Regions from separate parts of the Homo sapiens genome. Here region 2 is linked to region 1. A link is a loop called in an ENCODE intact Hi-C map of the cell type or tissue named here. Cell type or tissue: OCI-LY7. All regions are shown on one strand. Each heading gives the region's core, and the rest is flanking DNA. Links, peaks and the distances in the headings are about the cores only.

Region 1 (8,329 bases), core at 254-8,253:
CTTGAAGGACTGGTGTCCCCAAAATTGAAATATGGTCTCTCCTAAAGCATACAAATTAGGGGTTCTTTTTATACAAGGTGGTAGCTTTCAAGGAAAACAGACTTCAAGGTCAAATAGACTTAGTCTAGAACTCTGGATTTGCCCCCTTACTTAGATGAGCCTCCATCCAGAACTAAAATCTCTAGCATGTGAAAAATAACAGCAAATATTTATGCTACTACATGCCAGGCACTGTTCTAAGCATTTTTGTAAAAACTCATTTAAGCCTCAAAACAACATAAAGAGGTGAGTAGGTGAGTAGATTATTGTCATCCCCTCTTACAGATGAGAAATGGAGGCAGAGAGGTTAAGGAGATTTTCAAAGGTCACACAGTTGATAAATGACAGTGCTAGGATTCAACGGAAGGAAGTCTGGAACCCATACGGAAGCGGAACCAGAACCTCTGGAACACATCTCAGAACCAGAATGGTAGCGATGTTCCTGGAGAGCCCTGCTGTGCCGGTGGCTAGATGCCTTAGACAGCAGACACAGACACAGCACCCCAGACCCGCCCTGTCATCTCTATGCTTCCCTTCTGAGGCTCCCAAGTCAACTTTGGAAAGGGCCTTTCTTTTTTCTGAGACAGGGTCTCGCTGTCTTTCCCAGGCTGAAAATCACTGAAATGCAGTCACTGAAATGCAGTGACTTTATCCTAGCTCACAGCAGCCTTGACCTCCCAGGCTCAAGTGATCCTCCCTCCTCATCCTCCTGAATAGCTGGGACTACAAGCCCCCACCACCACACCAGGCCAATTTTTGTATTTTTTGTAGAGATGGGGTTTCACCATGTTGCCCAGGCTGGTCTCAAACTCTTGGGCTCAAGCGATGGCCCGCCTTAGCCTCCCAAAATGTTGGGATTACAGGTGTGAGCCACCGCACCCAGCCAGAAAGGGCCTTTCTACTAGCCTAAACATTGCCCTTGCCCTGGACCCTGGGGCAGCCTTCCCTTGAATGCAGGGATTTCCTGGCTGAAGGTCACAGTCATGGTCATCCAGCCAGATCAACGAAAGGATCTTCAGAAGTGCACTAGCTTCCATGGGCTCCTCACCTGCTCCAGGGGCAAGAACAAGGCCTAGCATTATGACGCTATGGACCTGTCATGAATGAGCATTCTTCCCGGCAGGCAGGCTTATGCCTCTCTGTGCTCCTTCACACGCTGGGGGCCGGCAGAGCCAGGCTGGCATGCTGGGCATAACCAAGCATGTCGAGCAGGCAAGGCCACAGACAGCCCTGCCCTGAAGAAAGTGGCCATGACCTAGACAGCTGAATAATGAAACCATTTCCTCTCCAGGAGAGACCTGAGCACATGGCTGCAGGGCCTGGCAAAGCCATAGGCTTTGTTCCTGGGGCCGCTCCCTACCCGGATGAGATAATGTGCATTGTGGGGCTTGAGACAGTTAGAATGACTTCTTAAACGGAAGCAAGGTGTAGTTCATTACCATCACCCACGTTTACTGAGTGCCAAGTGTGCTTTATGTGACTGATAGGAATTCGTTTACTTTGTCCTTAAAACAACCCTGTGAGGTAGGTTCTTATACTATCCCCTTTGACAGATGAAGATATGGAAGCACAGAGATTGCTCGAGGCCAGGGGTTCAAGAGCAGCCTGGGCAACATGGCAAGACCCAGTATATATATATATATATATGTGTGTGTGTGTGTGTGTGTGTATTTTTTTTTTTTTTTTTTTGAGACTGAGTCTCGCTCTGTCACCAGGCTGGAGTGCAGTGGCGCAACCTCAGCTCACTGCAACCCCCACCTCCCACTTCAAGCAATTCTCCTGCTTCAGCCTCCCAAGTAGCTGGGACTACAGGTGCCTGCCACCACATCCAGCTAATTTTTTTGTATTTTTAGTAGGGACGGGGTTTCACCGTGTTGGCCAGCATGGTCTCAATCTCTTGACCTCATGATCCACCCACCTTGGCCTCCCGAAGTGCTGGGATTACAGGTGTGAGCCCCTGCGTCCAGCCTTCTATATTTTTAGTTTTTTAAAAAAGCAGTAGAGGCATAGAGAAGTTAACTTTCCCAACTCAGCACAGGCAATAAATGAGATTCAAACTCAGAAATGGCTGACTTCCCAGACTGTGCTAAACTATCTAAAGCAAAATGGAGGCCCTTTCCTCAGGGTCAGTGAAGACACAAGACCAGAGAAGGGTCTTGAGACGCTTCCATATTAGGCTGGGGATCCAAGGCCCTTGTCCAGTTACTGGGGACCCTTGGGACCATAGCCCATGCCTCCAGAAGTGTCATCTGATCCAACTTCCAGGCTCTCACTGGCCACTCTGGAGCTCAATGAGCCAGAGATGGCTCCACTAATCCCTTAGGCTAGCTAGAGCCATACTACAAGTTTACAACTCAGCTGGAACCTGGCTGGCCCCACAAGAACAGCAAAGGATGGGGACAGAGAGTGGGTACAAAACTGTGACTGTCTTACTTCTGGGTATTTGTCAGGATGTGGCCTTGTCCATCTGGGCTGGGGCTCTGTTTGTGACTGGGACAGCATCGTGCTATAGGCCAAAGCTTAAGCTCCCAAGACACCCTTCTATTTCTTTACAGTGCCTCTTCTCCCTCTGCTTCCTCCTGATAAAATACACATATCTTAGTAGCATTTGACAACACCAGCCCTGGAGCTCGACTCCCTGGGTTCAAATCCCTGCTCTGCTACTCATTGCAAACTATTTATCTTACGAGTTAATCTTTCTGTGCCTCAGTTTCCTTCTCTGCAAAATGGGCACACCAATACTACCTTCCTTATACTGTTGTTGGAGGACAACAAGATAAGGTGTGTGGATGGCAAATGCTTGACAAACAGTAGGCATTAACGTGGTGGTGGTTTATTATATATTTGCTTCCTTCCTTCTCAGTATACTGAGATAAGTTTATTGAACGCTGGCTATAAGCTACAACCTACTGGGCTATTGTTTGTACTCCTCCTTCCATGCCCTCCTACCATCAATTCTTAGGTTAGTCCTTTTTTTTTTCTTTTGAGATGGAGTCTTGCTCTGTCATCCAGGCTGGAGTACAGTGGCATGATCTCGGCTCACTGCAACCTCCACCTCCTGGGTTCAACCATTCTCCTGTCTAAGCCTTCCAAGTAGCTGGGATTACAGGTGTGCACCACCATGCCTGGCTAATTTTTGTATTTTTAGTAGAGATGGGGTTTCGCCATGTTGGCCAGGCTGGCCTCGAGCTCCTGGCCTCAGGTGATTTGCCTGCCTCGGCCTCCCAAAGTGCTAGGATTACAGGTGTGAGCCACCGTGTCGGCCCGTAGGTTAGTCCTATATGGGGAGATTTGGGCTTAAAAGGAAAAACCAAAAAATAAATAAAATAAATAAAAAAGAAATCTAGGAATAGGCACTCCTGGAACGGGACAGAGGTCCCATTAGACTGGGTGAGGGGTCTTTGAGAAATACCTTAATGCCAATTGTCTTCACAATTTTAATGGTTCAACATGCGAAGGGAGCCAAGGCTATTAATTTGTAACAGCTGCAAAGAAATCATGTCAACACCTCAGTATAGATTCTCTCTGTGGGCACAGAGGTTAGGTTGAAAGTCATGAGACCTAAAATAATTATTGAGCAACAGCATTGTAGGGGATTACTGATGGCAAAATAAACAACCTTCAACAGAATCCACCCCACTTGGTTGTATCCTCCGGGAGACTCTCACCTCCTTTTTTTAGATTGTCATCTCAGTCTGACTACAAACCATGTCTTAATAGATAAAGCTTTGATTCCACCTCTAACATAAGAGCAATACAAACCCACATGCCTACTAAATATAAGTGGCTGATGATATGGGCCTAGGATAGAAAGTGAGCAACTTAATGGGTGAGTTCATGCCGCAAAGGAGAGTCAAGGTGAAGGGGTACCTTATCTCAAATCTGAACAAAGACGTATATTTCCTGTGAAGTCTGATGAGAAAAAGAAGAAAAAAAATGTGGTTTGACTCCATCACACAAAGTAAGTCACAGTGGGTCCTGCTCTGCTGTAGAACTTTAAAGCCTGAGCGGCAGGCACATTTGTGGTTTGGTTGTGTTATCCGATTCTGCGGCTGACACACGCTGCTTTTAGTTCATGGCTGTAGAGTTTCCAGTCTCCCTTGGGCTCTTACGTTATGGTTTCAGGTTTCAGCGTGGCCACACACCTCTCTCCACTATTCAGGTGGAACAGCTGCAAGGGTTCCCCCTGCAAAGAGATCATAATAATAGCAGTAGCTGCCACTGAGGCCTGGCCCTGTGCCAGATGCTGCTTTGTTTTGCATGGTTTCATTCTTTATGCCCACTTTGCAGATCAGGAAACTGAGGCTTAATACAAGTAAAATAATTGATGTAGGGCCACTCAGGTAGAAAGGTGCTGAGGCTGGATTCACACCCAGGACCATGTAACTGCTGAAACTGAGAGTTTATGCACCAGATCATACTGCATCAGCATATTCCTCCTCTTTCTACACTTTCGTTTATGCCGTGCTTTGTCCCTTTTCTCCTGCATACCAGCTGAGCATGTCCTCTTTACTCTGCCTGTCCCTCAAAGACCTGCCTCCTCTGTTCCAGTGCCCCACCCGTGTCAGCCTAAAGTAGCCTCTCATCCCTCTGAACTTTTTCACCTGGACCATTTACTTTGGCACTTAATTATGCATTATTTTGTGTTATTATTTAAATGTTTTATTGCATAGGCTTTGTCTCCCAAACTGAATTACAAGCTCCCAGAAGTCAGGATCAGCTTTTCATGCGGCTTTTTGTTTTTTGTTTTTTGTTTTTTTTTTTGAGACGGAGTCTCACTCTTGTCGCCCAGGCTGGAGTGAGTGGTACAATCTCAGCTTACTGCAACCTCCACCTCCTGGGTCCAAGCGATTCTCCTGCCTCAACCTCCCAAGTAGCTGGGATTACAGGCACCCACCACCACGTCCAGCTAATTTTTGTTTGTTTGTTTTTTTTGTATTTTTAGTAGAGACATGGTTTCACCATGTTGGCCAGGCTGGTCTCGAACTCCTGACCTCAGGTGATCCGCCTGCCTCGGCCTCCCAAAGGGCTGGATTACAGGTGTGAGCCACCGTGCCCGGCCTTCATACAGCTTTGTATTCCTTCCAGCACTCAGCATAGAACTGTGCTCAGTAAGAGTCTAGATCCTGCTGAGGAGCACCAGGGGAAAAGATAAAATGCAATAAAAATGTTAAAGTCTGAAGAAATAAAAGAAAACCGAATGCCGTGGCTCATGCCTGTAATCCCAGCACTTCGGGAGGCGGAGGCACAGGCAGGAGGATCACTTGAGGCCAGGAGTTTGGGGCTGCAGTGAGCTATGATTTTATCACTGCTATGCAACAGAGCAAGACCCTGTCTCTAAAAAGAAAGGAAGAAAACTCAAAATAAATATTCCAAATGTGGCTTCTCCACAGAGGTTATTTTCAGCAAGTGGGATTCATTCTGAGCTCAGCTGCCTTCAACCCTCAATCTTTCTGTAGTGTCTAGCCTAATAAATAGGCGACCTATAAATATTTAATGAATGAAAGAAAGAATGAAACCCCATCTCCGTCAGTTAAAGTAACTTGGACAAATTATCTTAACTCCTCCAAACCTCAGTTTCCTCATCTGTAAAATGGGAATCATTCTTGGAGCGTTTACCCCAGAATTAGAGGCATGTGAGGCACCTCTCACTGTCCCTGGCACATGAGAACTACCATAGTTATTATCACCGTTATTATATTCTAAATCTTTCGTGGGAAATGGTTCCAGCAACTCGAAAATAAAGGACATAGCCACTAGTCTGATGACTTTAAGGTGGAAAATTGCTGCACAAGATGATCAAAACACCCCTAAGCAACCACATGGCCCACAGTTTTCTGCATATTGCTATTTACCAGGTTTCAGGGTTACGTTTTGTTTTTGCTTGTGGCCAAGTTGGAACCCCCGTGGTGTCTTCCTATGGAACTCAGCTTACCGTTGCTGCGGGGGCCCACTTTTCCTTTCTTTATTAAGAAAAGGAAACAGGAAATCGAATGTAAAACCCTCCGACGGTTAGTATCACACCAAAGTTGTGAATTTAACCACACCCCCGCCAGGAAATGGAAGTACAGTTCTCACAGTGATGTTCCCTCACCTTTCATGGCCCACGTGGTATTTTTCAGCTTTTAGTTAGATAAGGTAGATGAAAGGGCTGAACTTTGGGCAGTGGGCTGTCATTGGGTAATTGTTGATTTGGGCATAGATTAGCACACAGATTTAATATTGTACTAATCGAGAAGGGTCTTCCATTTGCTCTGTGGCTATATGGCTCTATCAGATGTCACAAACTTGGGGGTTGGGGAGGTCCGTGCAGTGGTGGGACCGTGGCTCACTGCAGCCTCGAGCTCCCAGACTCAAGTGATCCTCCCACCTCAGCTTCCTGAGTTGCTGGGACTACAGGCACGAGCCACCGAGCCTGACAACATAGTGTATTTTAACATTTGCTTCAGTTGTCAACATTTAAAAACAGAGAAGCCAGGCATGTTAAGTCACACCGATAATGTCAACACTTTGGGAGGCTGAGGCAGGAGGATCAAGACCAGCCCAGGAGTTCGAGACCAGCCTGGGCAACATAGGGAGAACCCCGTCTCTACAAAAATAAAAACGAAAAAATTAGCCAGATGTGGTGGCACATGCCTGTGGTCCCAGCTGCTTGAGAGGCTGAAGTGGGAGGCTTGCTTGAGCCCAGGGGGTCGAGGCTGCAGTGAGCTGTGATTGCACTATTGCACTCCAGCCTGGGCAACAGAGCAAGACCCTGTCCCCCCAAAATAAAATAAGAATAAAAACAGGGAGATTGCACACATGTGCACATGCACATACATCCATTCTGGATTTACAGACTCTCCTGGGGAAAAATAGTGATAGTGGGTTATAGACGCCACTGTTAGGTGGGCACGTGTCTTGGGTTTGGTGCAGCAGCCCTCTGCACTCATTTGCTTCACCTGCCTGCCCCCAGGGCATTGAGATTCCAGGCTTAAGTCTTGTGTATCTGAGAGGCATTCACAAATCTGCCACTCCCAGGAGACAGGTATAGTTTCCTGACACCTTAAGCCTGGCCTTCTGTATATTCAATCTTTTGCTTTCACCTTCTCTTCCCTGCCTGAGTCTCCTGATTCCAAGTCACTAGTCCTGATGACCCCAGAGATGGACAGATGCCTAGCCTAGGCATAAGGAAAGTTTGCCATTTCTTTGCTCCACCCCAGGTTAGGTCTGTATGTGAGACGTATCTACAAGGAAGCTTTGGAAAAGCAAATCAATTGAGGAGATAATAGCACCATCAGGTCACCCCCGAAACTGCACATTTTCCTTCGTTGATGTGTTTGGAACTCTTGCTTTGCCACCCAGCACTCATTCAGGCTTCTTCTGGCAACTGGATTCCCATTTTCCTCTAGGAAATTACCCTTCCCCAATCCTAATCTCTGTGCATTAAGCGCAGTTGACTCTACCTCTCCCTCCATAGATGGCCTGGCCAATCAGAGCACTGCTCAATTCCTCTGCTGTAGTGATTGGTTCAGAGGTGGGCACATTACCCCCGTGAAACACAATGAGACCTTTGCCGGGATTGCCCAGAGACAAGCATGTGCTGTTTTCCACTAGACTTGAACCTGAGCACATACAGACCTAGAGTTGCTGTCCGCCACCTTGCATGAAGAGCCTGAGAATTGCACTGGCAGTGAAGGATAGCCCTACTTAAAGATAAACAGAGATGGGGTCCTGGAGCCCTAGATGAAGCCTTGCCTGATGCAGCCTACCTTGTACTTTTTAATTCTACAAGCAGCTCCCTAGAGAAACTAGACCAGAATGTTTTTAGGTTTCCTACCTGAAGTCAATTTTCCCTAAAAAACAGGCACCAGGTGAGAGAGGGTGAAAAGGGGTACACTTTTTTTTTTTTGAGATGGAGTCTTGCTATGTCGCCCAGGCTGGAGTGCAGTGGTGCAATCTCGGCTCACTGCAACCTCCACCTCCCGAGTTCAAGCGATTCTCCTGCCTTAGCCTCCCGAGTAGCTGGGATTACAGGCGCCTGCCATCATGCCCAGCTAATTTGTTGTATTTTTAGTAAAGATGGTGTTTCACCGTGTTGGCCAGGCTGGTCTCAAACTCCTGAACTCAAGTGATCCGCTGCCTCGGCCTCCCAAAGTGCTGGGATTACAGGCGTGAGCCACTGCATCTGGCCGAGGGGTACTCTTTTTATGTACCTTTCAGGTGATTCATTATGTTTCAATAGGAGCCTCCAGATAGCCAAAATAAAGGGTTAGTTTAGTTTTTGTTTTTTTGAGACGGAGTCTCACTC
Region 2 (8,329 bases), core at 103-8,102, 220 kb before region 1:
GAATATCCTGCTATGGCAGGCAGAATCATCTGCTCTCCAAGATGTCCACCTTCTAATCCCTGGAACCTGTGAATATGTCACGTGGCCAGGGGGAATTAAGGTTGCAGGTGGAATTAGGGTTGCTAATGAGCACACGTTAAAATAAGGAGATTATCTGGATTATCGGGGTAGACCCAATGTTGTCACAAGGGCCCTTAAAAGATGGAATAGGGAAGGTTGGGCACGGTGTCTCACGCCTGTAATCCCAGCACTTTGGGAGGCCGAGGCGGGTGGATCACCTGAGGTCAGGAGTTTGAGACCAGTCTGGCCAACATGGTGAAACCCCATCTCTACTAAAAAATACAAAGAATTAGCGGTTTGTGATGAGGGGCACCTGTAATCCCAGCTACTTGGGAGGCTGAGGCAGGAGAATCCCTTGAACCCGGGGGGCGGAGTTTGCAGTAAGCCGAGATCGTGCCATCGCAGTCCAGCCTGGGCAACAAGAGCGAAACTCTGTCTCAAAAAAAAAAAAAAAAAAAAAAAGGATGGAGAAGGTTGGGAAGAGGGAGGCAGGGAGTCAGCGTCATAGCAATGGGTGAGAAAGATGTGTGGCCATTGCTGGCTTTGAAGGTAGAATGCGGGCAGCCTCCAAAACCTGGAAAAAGCAAGAAAGTAGATTTTCCCCGAGAACCTCCAAAAAGAAAGCAGTCCTGCCAACACCTTGATTCTAGCCCAGTAAGAAGCATTTTGGGCTTTGGACATCCAGAAATGCAAGACAAAATCTGTGTTGTTTTAAGGGATTAAATCTGTGATAGTTTATTATGGCAGCAACAGAAAACGAATATACCTGTCAAAACTGGGTTCCCATCTTCAAAGGCTTCCCCTCTGCTTGCCTTCCAGTCCAGAGCTCCACTTGTAGGCGCAGTACAGTTGGCTTTCGAGCAGGGCTTGGATTGAAAAGTCAGCATGTAAGGAAGAAGTCTAGAGTCCAGATGAACCTTGAACACGCCTTAATTGCCCCTCCCGTAGAGAGCAGGGACCAGGATCCACTGAGTGTAGAGCAGAACAACATTCCTCAAGGTGTCCTCACCCCGGGGCACCCTCCCGCAGGGCTCAACCAGCTAACCTCTTTCCACCCTTTGAATTGTCTCTCTCTCTCCCTTCAGGCATATAATTAAATTTGCATAAATTCAAAGAGCATATGCTGCAATCCCATTGTAATTTCAGATTTGTTTTTATTTCCTGAGTTTGCTAAGGCAATAATAAAAACAAAACCTCCTATTTGTATTGTGGCTTGTTCTCTTTTATTGCAAAGAATATCAAATATACAGAGGAGTGTGGAGAAGATAGCCCACATCTGTGCACACATCACCCACCTCTGAAAAATCCTGTCATTCTACATTTGATGGGGATTTTAAAAAAATAAATGAAATGTTATGTGTATAGTTGAAGTTGAAGTCCAGCGTCCTACTTACCCTTGCAGTGGCATCCCTAGTTCCCTCCTCTCCGCGGCCCTCCCAGGAGCACTCCCTATGACTGATTGTGATATTGACAGCATTCTTGTGCAGGCTTTTATACCTCTATTACCCAGATGTGTGTGTAGCCATAAACAATAAAGTATCAACGTATACATTTAGTTAGAAATATGACATAAGTGGTATCCTTCCGCAGTTCACTCCCCTACCCTCCATCTCAACAGTAGGTTTCTGAGATTTATCCATATTGATACATATAGCTCTGGTTCATTCTTTTTTACCTGTTGAGTAATATTCAATTTTAGGAAAATACCACAATTTATTTGTTCTTATGCTGATCATCATTTAGGTTGTTTTCAACTTTTTAAAAATACAAACAAAGCCATCAGTGAACATTCTTGTACATTTCCTTTTGCCCCTGTGCTAGAGTTCCTCCCAAGACTAGGAGGAAAACTGCTAGGTCAAAGGATGCGTTTAGCTTTAGTTTTACTGGTTATTTCCAAATTGCTTTGCACAGTTTCTCACTGGCAGCATATCTAAGTTTCCTTTAATCCACATTTTTTTTGTTTTGTTTTTTTTGAGATGGAGTCTCGCTCTGTCACCCAGGCTGGAGTGCAGTGGCGCAATCTTGGCTCACTGCAACCTCCACCTCCCAGGTCCAAGTGATTCTCCTGCCTCAGCCTCCCGAGTAGCTGGGACTACAGGCACGTGCCACCATGCCCGGCTAATTTTTTGTATTATTAGTAGAGACAGGGTTTCACCGTGTTATCCAGGGTGGTCTCAATCTTCTGACCTCATGATCCACCCATCTTGGCCTCCCAACCTTTAATCCATATTCTTACCAACACATACTTGTTTCTGCCCATCTGATAGCTAAAGCGTCTTGTCTTTCTCAGGCCATGGTTGCATTCATCAACTCGATTGATTCTCATAGGAACCCTGGGCAGAGGTGGCACAGGTCTTATGTGTGACCACCTGGCAGGAGGGCACACTGAGGCCCAGGGAGGGAATGATGCATCCAGCATGGCTGGTTGTGACCAGTCAGGAGCTGAACAGATCCAGGAGTCTGCGATCCCAGGCATTCATCACACCATAGGGACCACGTACAGGGTCAGAACACAAACTTGGCAGCCCATCTTTACAGAATAAAACATATTTAAATAACCTGTACTATGTAGATATCAATAACTACCGACACTAACAGAGGACAAAATAATTACCATTTTAGGGAGCTTTTATTTCACAAAACACTTTGTATATCCATTCCTTTTTTGATCTTGATAACTCCATAAAAAGACTTGGATTATTACTGTTCCCACTTCACAGATAAGAAAAATGAGGTTCACAGCTAGTCAATAGAAGATTACATCATGAACCCGTTTGCCTTTAAGGTGTGTCTTCTGTGAACACCCTTGGAGATGGTTTGCCTGAGACTTGGGAATTCTTAACATGTACTGTGAGCACAGGTGGGTCTGTGCCATCTCTCCCGGCTTCCTGCACAAGTTCCCTGGCAACTGAGGTCACACCACAAACACATTTTTCCTCTCATGGGGAGGCTCAGCCTCAGGTTTTATGCACCTGAAGTCAGACTGACAATAACATCTTGGCTCTGCCACCTAACACCTGTGACCTTGGGCAGGTTACCTCTTCTGTGTGCCTCGGTTTTCTCATCTGTAATGTTGGAACGCTAGCACCTACCCCCCAGTCAGGGTGCACAAAGCAGTTGAGGTCACACATGCACAGTGGCAGGTGCCCAGAAGAAACTCAAATGCTGGCTCTTGCAATGAAGCCTATAATTGTGACTTCTAGCCACAGGAGCAGCCAGTGGTCCTGGTGAGGAAGGCTCCGCACAGCACAAGTCACTGGTGTGGTGACTTTGGAAGACAGCCCACCTGCACAGGCTAAGGAGGCTCTATTTTGGAGATGCCAGCTCCCGGTGGCCAAGCACAGGACCAGGGAAGCCACAGCCAGTGGCACACGGCAGTCCTGTAAGAACATCCACTAGGTCACTGGAGGGACCCTGGTAAGTCCACTTCATTTTTCTCATGGCTTGAAAAATATCAAAGGATTACAGCGCGAGGGGTTCCTGATGCAGAACTGACACTGCCTCACCTGCATCGTCCGGACCGACAGCCTCAAGACCCCCGAGACAGAAGGCAACCCGCTGCCACAACCTTCTGCCACAGCTGACAGTGAGAGGACCAGGTCCTGTTTCTAGGGCGGGGTGCAGGGGAGTCCACACCAAGTGTGTTGGGTGGAGGGAAACTGAGAGGAGTGAGCGAGGGAGGGATCACAGGTGTGTTAATCACCATTCTCCACTTCTGCCCATCCCAGAAGGCCTCGTCCACAATTTGGGAAGCAACCCAGGTTCACTGCTGTTCTTGACACGAAGTCATCACCAGCAACTAGTTATCCTAAGTCCAGGGATGGAGGAGAAAGAACACATGATTAGAATGCAGGAGTCAAGTTTAGTTGGGTAAACTGTAGCCTTTGCAAGCTTCAGTATACAAGGAAGCTAAAAACACCTCTCCCGCCTTCCTCATGCGTGACATGCCTTGAGAACTGCCGAGTGCCAGGTACACAGCAGGCACTGAGTGAATGCCACTGAGCTGCTCCGGCCCTGGGTGGCAGGGATTCAGCTGTCGAGGTGAGGGGGCAGAGAAGCCATCCACACCCTTCCCTGGGTCAGACACACATTGACCAGGGTAGTTGGTTCACTCTGTGATCATGGGACAACCTGGAACTCTATCCAGCCTTCCCAGAAACTAAATCTATAACTGTGGCCTCATAAGCTTCCTATTCAACCATGAGGACAATCATAGTGGGTTGGTGACAGGAGGAGAGTCACAGGCCTCTGGAGGGAGAGTTCAAACACCAGCTCTATCCCTTGCTAGCTGGGTTACCTTGGATAAGTCGCTTACCTTCTCTGAGCCTCAGTTAAACCATCTGTAAAATGAGAAGAATCGTGCCTAGTTTGTGCTCTTGTGAGAAGGGAAGAGACTATGTCTGCTTGTCACAAAATAAGTCTTCAACAAATGGTGTCTGCGAGTTTAATTCCCTGGACCTCTAATTCGCCATCTGTGAATTGGGGACAAGTGCTGTTCCCTGGCAAGGCTGCCATGAAGACGAAATGAGACAACTTATGGAGCAAGCACAGGATTCACTCCTTACTGGAGGCCCCACAAGGGCAAGACTTAGGTCTGTTTCATCCTCCAGTGAATTCTCAGGGCCTGGCACACACAACAGGCCCTCAGAAAACATCTGCAGAGTGAGCGAACACTCTGACTGCTCTCAAAATAGTAACTGCAGGTGGCTTAATGTCTCTGAGCCTTAGCTTCCTCATCTGTGAAATAGGAGAGCTGTTGTGAAAATGAACAGGCCTATAGCAGAGGCTCCAAACAGTCTCCGACCCTGAGAGGGCCTTGCACCCATTCCCCAGGCAGACACCACGCAAGGCGGCTATGTAAGTAAGAGCAATGTTTACTGAGCGATACAGGACTGAGTACTATGAAGGGTTTACAAGGATGGAAATGCACCCCGCCCCCGCCCTGGCCACCCCCGACACCCAGAGACTACAGTACTTAGGAGTTACACACAACGGCCGTAACTGGTGGCTATCTGTTCATAACAAACAAACCATAGCATATTTATACTGTATCACATCGAGTGATTATAGAAATCCATATATATATTGCTTGTATAAAATCTTTTTTTTTGTAAAAAATATTAAAAAAAAAAAAAAAAAGGAAAGTATAAAAAACATGTGCAGTTGAAAGCCCTGCCAGGACAGCCAGTCTGTAAACATTCGGTGAGTATGTGCTTTGGAAGGGCGCCCGCGCCTCAGTGCCCACAGCAAACTCCAGCAGGGCTGGCGAGGGTGCGCCCGGCTGCCGCCTCCTGGGCAGGGCCGCGCTGGACCGAGGTGGGTGGGGGCATCAGGGCCCCGCAGCACGCCCCTCTCCAGCTTCGCATCAGGGCGAGGGGCAGGGCTGGGGGCAGGTGGGTTGCAGTTTCATTCTGAGTTCCATCCTCAGCCGCGTTTTGGTTGCAACTCATGGCTTTTCCTGGCTGTTCGGAGGTTCCTTGGATGGGTGCCCTGGTGAAGAGGCCAGAGAAGAGCCCAGGGCTGCCTCGTTGGGCGTCTCCCTGGCCTCGGTGCCTCTGTCCTGCCTCCTTCAAGTGGGGCCCCAGGCAGGACAACCCTACCCGAGGGTCAACTTTGGTCTCAGCGCTTGGTCCCTCTGGGTTTCCTCAGCCCGCTCTTCCTCCTGGGTGGCTGATCTGAGTTTCACAAAAAAGCTCGGCTGATGCTGGCTGTGCTGAACCTCATTGTACAGTTTTTCATGCACCAAAGGAAGGGCCATCTGGGGCCCCCCTCCTCCTCTCTCTTCGTCACTTTTCCTTCTCCTCTTCCTCCTCCTCCACCTCCTCCCAGCCCATGGTCACTTCTTCTCGAGCTGCTCGAGCAGTGGGTTGCCTTCTGACTCGGGGGTCTTGACACTGTCGGTCCGGACGATGCAGGTGGGGCGGTGTCGGTTCAGCATCAGGATGAGCTGCTGCCGCTCCTGCTTCAGCTCCTCAATCTGGGTCTTCAGCTCTGCGTTCATGAGTTCCAGCCGCTCGGATTCCTGTATACCAACACAGAAGCACGCTGTGAGTTTCACGGGGACTGGCTCTGGGGAGAGGCTCTGCCTGTGGTTAGGCACAGGGCACGCTGGGCTGGCACTGGCCTGTTTTCTGCAGGAAGAAGCACAGACCCTGCTACTGAGCCCCTGGCTAACTGACTTTCTGCAGGCAGTGCCTGCCACAGCGGTGACACTGGCCTGTGTCATGTCCAGGTTATATTCTAGGGCCAGCCAGACTCACGTCCCACCTCTCTCCCCTCCCTCAATCCACCCCAGCTTCAGTGACCACCTTGCTGTTGCTCAAATATGCCAAATACTCTGCCGCCTCAGGGCCTTTGCACAAGAAAGAAAGGGTGGGCAAAGAAAGGAGGCCAGGTGGACCTAGAGCAGGTCTACGGAGCAAGCATGGGGGGGCCCAAGAGGGGACCCAGATGGCAGTGTAACGGCAACGTGCTTTGATGTGTGACAGACACATGTGGGAGATATCTTGGCCGGTGGGATCAGTGAGTGTAGTGTAGTCATGTCATTCCTCCTAAAACATGTGCTTCCTAGCTATTAGTCTATAATTATTTCAATAGCCTCTTCCTTATCCCTATAATCTGGAAGCTTTGCCCACAGACAGGGAATCAGCAGTCATCCTGCTGGATCCCAAATGAGGTTTCCAATAGACCTTGAGTGAGATTTCCAGGGAACTTCCGGCTCAGCTGGAGAGGTTCCAGGGGAAGGAAGGAATGTTGACGATTTGATTCGGGAGGTGGCGAGGGTTACATGTCCATCGTGTAGATGGGAGATGGGCATATCGATTCAAGGCTTGGGGGATTGAACAGTAAAACAGCATCTGAATGATTTTTCTTGGATTATGTCTGAAAACTTTGAGACTTGGCATTTATTCGAGGGCCAGCAAAGTTTCAGACCAGTGGTTCTCAACTAGGACTGATTTTTGCCTCCCAGGAGACATTTGGCAATGTCTGCAGACATTTTTGATTGTCACAACTCAGAGGGAGCTGTGCTACCAGCATCTAGCAGGTAGATGCCAGAGATGCTCTAAACACCCTTCAATGCACAGGCCAGCCCCACAAGTATTTAGTCCAAAATGGCGATAGCGTAAGAGATTGAGCAACTTGTATCAGTCAAAGAGCAAGCAGTAGTTGCAACTGCGTATGTGACAACCAGAGGGCCCGTAAGCCCATAAGCCTGCCAGTCCTCCTGGCAGGGTACAGGTGGAGCGGCCTCCCCAGGGGGTCCCCAGAACCCTCAGTGGGCCCAACCCTCTCCCTCCAGGGGTCCCGTCTTCCTCCCACAGCTGGTCTGACCGAACTGTTCCTTGGCTCATCTCTGAGGTGGCAGCATGAGTGCCCGGGAACTCTGAGACGGGCAGGCCTCGTGACCAGACGCTGAGAGAAAACAGCCTCACTAAAGGAAAAAAAAATGCTCGGGGAAAATATTAAAAACCAGCTCTGGTGGTTTTTGGTTCCACAGGCTGGGACGTGACTGGGAAGCTGGCCTGGTCCTCTGTTCTGAGAATTCCAAGAGAGGCGCATCTCGGAGGGCCAGGAGAGACCCCTCGTGAATCCATGGAAGCCTGTGAGCCCTCGGGCTGGGGCAGTTAGGTGCCAATGTCAGCCCCCTGCTCACTGGTGACTCTCTGGTGACCTTGGGAACTTCTCACAAACCCTCTGACCATCACGGTCTCCCCAGCCCAAGGGCTTAGTTCCATCTTCAAACTCTCCTGAGCCCCTGCCTCAAGGGGTGTCAGGGTAACCCACCCATCTGTGAGTGTTTGCTGAGGCCCTGCTATGTACAGTGAATGCCCTGGGGAATCCAAGAGCCATGAGCCCCCAACTGGCTCTTGTGGCCTTTCCACTGTAAGGGGAAGAAGCAATCTGTGCAACAAGGCAGAGCTTACTACTGTGTGACCAACAGCCACCCAGGGTTCAGAAGACCTTAGAGAGGGCTAAAGAGCGGGTCTGACCTTGGGCATGAAAGATGGGTTGACTCAGGCTGGGTTGAGAAGGGGAAGGAGGGACTTGCGGGTGGAGAACCCTGAGTGAACAAAGACCCAGGCATGGGAAAGCTTAGGATGGGTTTAGAAGGGAAAACTACTCCACTGTGATCATAGCTCGCTTTAGGACTTAGTAGGGTAGAAAGTGAGAAGGTGGGTTGAGAGCCAGCCTGTAGCTCTGGAAAGCTTGTGGGTTCAGAATCTGAGTCTAGAAGCAAGTTTCTTAACTTCTCTGAGCCTCAGTTATC

What was found. A loop is a pair of places that touch in the nucleus more often than their neighbours do. Peaks named below come from ENCODE experiments on the same cell type or tissue, not always from the same donor. Only the 100,000 strongest peaks of a DNase experiment are listed, where the experiment ranks them.
Region 2: a loop joins it to region 1, with 7 times the contacts of the local background. A loop is called at or near these places in 2 of 110 quality-filtered maps.

The regions. Positions count from the first base shown.
Region 1 is chr14:75,245,427-75,253,755 of GRCh38, reverse strand. No RefSeq gene overlaps it. Among named protein-coding and RNA genes, the nearest start is that of FOS, 29 kb to the left of the region's middle. RefSeq lists enhancers at 3,509-3,628, 3,829-3,998. In OCI-LY7, for the core only: no CTCF peak of the experiment used is centred there; DNase peaks (open chromatin) are centred at 3,565, 4,135 and 6,065; H3K4me3 peaks cover 2,429 bases; H3K27ac peaks cover 4,002 bases.
Region 2 is chr14:75,467,043-75,475,371 of GRCh38, reverse strand. JDP2 (Jun dimerization protein 2) reads right to left here. Exons shown (of 4, transcript NM_001135048.2): 4 at 1,265-6,082. The coding sequence ends at 5,897. Among named protein-coding and RNA genes, the nearest start is that of JDP2, 43 kb to the right of the region's middle. RefSeq lists an enhancer at 557-1,058. In OCI-LY7, for the core only: no CTCF peak of the experiment used is centred there; DNase peaks (open chromatin) are centred at 4,761, 5,291, 6,520 and 7,959; H3K4me3 peaks cover 3,138 bases; H3K27ac peaks cover 5,312 bases.